2 separate regions of the Homo sapiens genome follow, and region 1 is linked to region 2. A link is a loop called in an ENCODE intact Hi-C map of the cell type or tissue named here. Cell type or tissue: heart right ventricle. All regions are shown on one strand. Region 1 overlaps KIAA0232. Region 2 has its middle 4.5 kb from the start of BLOC1S4.

Evidence for each region. Peaks named below come from ENCODE experiments on the same cell type or tissue, not always from the same donor. Only the 100,000 strongest peaks of a DNase experiment are listed, where the experiment ranks them.
Region 1: a loop joins it to region 2, with 9 times the contacts of the local background. A loop is called at or near these places in 109 of 110 quality-filtered maps.

The regions. Positions count from the first base shown.
Region 1 is chr4:6,873,145-6,875,644 of GRCh38, reverse strand. The region is part of intron 8 of KIAA0232; the gene reads right to left. Among named protein-coding and RNA genes, the nearest start is that of TBC1D14, 35 kb to the left of the region's middle. RefSeq lists a silencer at 1,427-1,586. In heart right ventricle, a CTCF peak has its summit at 1,491 (motif pointing right); DNase peaks (open chromatin) are centred at 17 and 1,504; H3K27ac peaks cover 1,775 bases.
Region 2 is chr4:6,719,420-6,721,919 of GRCh38, reverse strand. No RefSeq gene overlaps it. Among named protein-coding and RNA genes, the nearest start is that of BLOC1S4, 4.5 kb to the right of the region's middle. In heart right ventricle, a CTCF peak has its summit at 1,497 (motif pointing left); a DNase peak (open chromatin) is centred at 1,479; H3K27ac peaks cover 308 bases.

The DNA of each region.
Region 1 (2,500 bases), 150 kb before region 2:
GACATGCCTGCCCCTTGCACAACACCCCAAAGGACAAGGCTGGAGCAAGTGACTGCTGCGCCCTTCTACCTTGGCACAGAGTAGCGAGGCTGTGCCAAGGGTAAGACCATCTGGGCCCTGCTGGGCTGCTTCCTGCAGCTGCACTGGCCACATGGAAGACTCTCCACAGCTGTTCTCTCTGACGGCTCCAAGAACTCCAAGTTACTAGTTGAGGTTCATGAGAATACCCCAGGCTCTGGGATTAGACAGACTTCAGTCAATTCCAGGTCATGCTATTTACTTGTGATGTAACTTTGCACAAATTATTTAACCTCTTTGAGCCCTAGTATCCTCATCTCTAAGATGAGAACATCACCATTTTCCCTCCTACATTTCTGTGCAAATTCAAAGAGGTGAAGCCTCAAGCACAGTGCCGGGCACACACATTGCACCCATGACCGCTGCTTATCAAAGCCATAGGCTTGGAGGCGTGGTTGCCCTAGGGCGGCTGGGGAGGATGCCATGTGTCCTCTGCTGAGGCTGGGAGGAACCCTGGCTTCATCTCTCCTAAGGAGGCATCTTTTCCTTGGCTGACTTCTCACTCCATGGCCCACTCCATATGGCCACCACTTATACTGGCTGAGGGGCATGGAGTGGATAGGACATGGTTTCCTTGACAAGGATAGCTCAGAGGCAGGCAGGCCCATCTCCACACCCCACTCCTTCATTTTCTCTTCCTGCTTTAGGAATTCTGTACATACAAGAGGGTTTTATTGTGCCACAGGGTATTTGGAAAAGGTGATGCTGAACTGCTGCTGATAGTCTTCATGATGCTCAAGTTGACCACCACCCTGTTTCGGGCTATGACATGCCAGCCACTGTTCTAGGCACTTTACCTTACAATGAGGGCATTCTTCTAGCCTCCTTTTATACATACAGACTACAGAGGCACAGAAAGGCTCAGTCAGCACCCAAAGCCTAATAGCTGGGGAAAGAAGCTCTGGATTCCAATACAGTTCTCAATCCTGGGCCTTTCACCACCTGTCTGTACTGCTTCCCTGCAGGACTCTCTGTCTTTAATGCTAAAATCATCCAGACGCTTACATTACTCGAGTCTTGAAAGCACTGAAAATCCAGGGGCGTGAGCTGTGGAGACTGCTGTTTGGGACGGCACTCCTGGTGCACAGAGTCTACAAGGCCCTCTGTGGTCTGGCTCCCAGCTGCCTGGCTGGCCTCATCCCCACCACACTCCCATGCCATCCCTTCTTTGCCAGTCATGTTGGGGGCATACCCAATGCATTCCTGTCCCTGCACAAGCCACTGCTGCCTGGCACCTCTCCCTGCAGGCAGCCCCAGCTGTCACATGGTCTGTGCCCTATTTCCTCAAGTCCCTGTTGAGAAGGTACCTGAGCAGGGGGAGGACAGGGACACGATCTGTTTGCCTATGCATTCCCAAGTCTAGAACAGTGCCTAACCCAAGTGCTGAAGGGATGCACATATGAATGCGCAGCAAGGCCAGCAGGGGGCAGACTGCACAAAGCTGGGGCTTTCTTATATGGTTACCTGAACAAGCTGCCTCTTTTCTGAGCCTGTTTCCTCGCCTTACTGTAAAGGGGACAATGCTACTCTTCCTTTCCAGAGATGCTGTGAGCTCCCAGGTCAGCCCCTGGCTCAGAGCAGCAACTGCTTGTGATGAATCATATCCAATATTAGAAGCATTAGGAGTCCCCAGCCACTTCTGCTGAGTAGGTAAGTGACTACCTGTTTTCTTGGCTATCCTTCTGAGACTAAATGCCCCAACCCACATAAGCTAAAGAAGGATGCTTCATGATGCTACAGGGCAAATATGCAGGGACTTAACTCACAGTGTGAGCTAAAGGTCATTCAAAAGAAATAATTACCAGTATTTATGCACTGAGAGTTTCTCTATATACCACTTCACTGTAAAAACAAAAATATTATGTACAAACACCAGTATCCACTAAGAGACTGTACAGATAACCAGGAACCTAGAGCTAAGAGGTGAAACTGGATTCTTTACTAACTAATGACAGAAAACTGGACTAAGGGTGCTAAGGTTGCCCTTTACTAAAGAAACATGAACTCTGTGTCTCAAAATCATCCTATGCCACTGCAAGGAATTGGTTCTTTTCCACAAGGTGGCATCCTCCTCTCCCTCCTAGCTCTTCCTGAGAGGTCCTCTGTGGCACAGCTGTGGCCACATCCCACCTTCATTCCATTAACTGTGTCTGTGTCTTGTACTTGCCCAGTTTACCAGACTGGACACACATGAAGGGAAGCTCTGTGTGTCCTACTCCTACTGCCCTGGCATCTACCTTGGTACCAAGTGCAGGCAGCTGCTGTAGAGGGCAAAACTTCTGGACCACAAGAATCACAACCTACATTCTAGCCCATGCTTAATAGTTAACTGTGTGATTTCGGGCAAATTACAGTACTAAACTTGAGACTCAGCTTCCTCATCTGAAAACTAGCGGGGGGCATCTCCTAAGGTTCTTGTGGG
Region 2 (2,500 bases):
CGCAATGTCAGCTCATTGCAACCTCTGCCTCCTAGGTTCGAGCAATTCTCCTGCCTCAGCCTCCCAAGTAGCTGAGACTACAGGTGTGGGCCACCACACCCAGCTAATTTTTGTATTTTTAGTAGAGACAGGGTTTCATCATGTTGGCCAGGCTGGTCTCGAGCTCCTGACCTCAGGTGATCTGGCCACCTTGGCCTCCCAAAGTGCTGGGATTACAGGCGTGAGCCACTGAGCCCAGCCAACTCTGGTGTTTTTTGTTTTTGCATTTTTTTTTTAACATGAGAAAACACTGAAATGGGTTTTCTGGGTTTTCCAGTACAAGTCTCAGATTGAGACAAAAAAAAAAGAGTAAAATTATTCTGCACACCTAAAGTAATAGGTTGTCTTCTTTAGGTGAGTGAGAGAGAGAGAGAGAGAGAGCGAGAGAGCTGCTTGAAGGCACTAGCAGGCTGCCAGCATCTGAAGAGCTCCTGGACCAGGGTCTCAGGAATGACACAGGCCTGGGGTGGCCTGATGTTTGGGGCTGTTTCCACCTCAGAGACATTTGGTGATTCGGGCGGACACTGGGGCCCTGGGCGATGTTTTTGACGGAGTTGGTGGGGGGTGTGCGCTGGTAAATGTCTCCCTTTGCTTGGGACCCCAGAGGCCTTGGATCCCAGCAGCCAGGGTGAACTGGGAAGAAAAGGAGCACAGGGCAGGTGTGACTCGGGAACAGCACTCAGATGCCGGAGTTGATCCATGAAGGTTCAGCGGACTGAGTGCGCCTACTATGAAACAAATGCTTGTCAGGTCAGACAAGGAGAGTCAAGTCCGATGATATCTTGTTTATGAGCCGCATCTAGAGCGTAAGGATGGAGCAGGGAGGAAGGGGGAAGGTTGGAGGAAGACGCATCCACAGGCCCTGGCCAAGGGAGGCGGGAGCTGGGCTGACGGGGGAGCAGCCTGTGGGCCCTGAAACCCTCCCTGCTCTCCTTGCCAGCACCTGCTCATCCTCAATGTCCCTGTCATTCCCTCAGTGGGTACGTTTTCAGTGCCTTCTCTGTGCTAGGTGCCTGGTACCAGGTGTCACGGATTCAGAGTGGACAAAATGGAAAAACACCACAATCTTCCTCCTCGTTGGGGAGACAGACAAACTGTACATAAATAAATGATCGTGCTCCTTTCGGGGAGAGATAAGAGCCAGGTGGACATAAACAGGCCTTGTCTTCTGCCCCCACCAGACAGGGCACGTCCAAATTAGCACCCTGTCTGCCTCCCTCACCTAATTTCCTCCCCTCCTACCCCCATGCAAATATAGCCACTGTGCCTTGGGCTGCAGCTGCCGTCCCCACTCTGTCTGCACACTGGGAGCCCCTCGAGCATGGACAGGATCTTGGGGCTCTGAATTTCCAGTGCCCAGTGACCGTGGCAGGATATAAGGCTTTAGTTTCCCGAGGACAGGGGCTGGACCAGCTGTTTTCAGGCCTTTCCCGCTCCTGCAGCGCCCCCTGGTGTGGGGGGACCAGTCTCTGCAGCCACCGCGGACCCCACACCCCACAGCCAGAGGGTCCTCGCATCCTTCCTGATGACCAAGTTCCCTCCCACGGGCTCACACCCGACCGCTGGAACCCTTGCTTCCCTTGGACCATGAACAGTATAGAGGAGACGCTCTCATTCTCCATTAGTGGGTCAAATGGTTTCAGTCACTTTGGGAAATGGTGGTTTGTGGTTTTTTTAATTAAATTAATTTTTTTTTTTTTGAGACAGGGTTTTGCTCTGTTACCCAGGTTGGAGGACAGTAGCGTGATCACAGCTCACTGCAGCCTTGAACTCCTGGGCTCAAGTGATCCTCCTGCCTCAGCCTCCTGAGTAGCTGGGACTACAAGGCACGAGCCACCGTGCCTGGCTAATTTTTGTATTTTTAGTAGAGCCGGGGTCTCACTATGTTGCCCAGGCTGGCCTCGAACTTCTGGCCTCCAGTGATCCTCTGGCCTAGGCCTCCCAAAGCCCTGGGAATACAGGCATGAGCCACTGTGCCTGAATCTGGATAACTTCTCAGCACATAAAAGGAGTCTTCTTAGAAGGATAGTTTTGTAAGTTCTGTATCAACATCCCAGGGCACGATTAGGAACAAAGCCCCATTGGAGCCCACGGGAATGTCTGTGTGGTGTTTGACTGAACCTTAGGTTGGACTCAACTGGATTGGGCGTCTGACTTTCTCACCCACTGGCCTGCCCAGCTCTTGGGAAAGAATCACATCTTGTTTTTCTTTGTGTCCTAGTCTTCCCATGGTGCTTGATTTCTGAGCCAGCCCTTAGTCTGACTGAATTCTCCTGTCTGCCTTTCTGTCTCGCATTCCTTATGGAGTGCCTACATTTTGTGTAGTCGTTCATTCACTCAGTCACTCTGACAATCGCTTATTGCACAGATATGTGAGTGTACCAGGGATGTGCTACCTGCTTGCTGAGCATGCAGCCAAGTGGATGCAGCTAACATCCACTTGTTACTCCAGGTGAGTAAG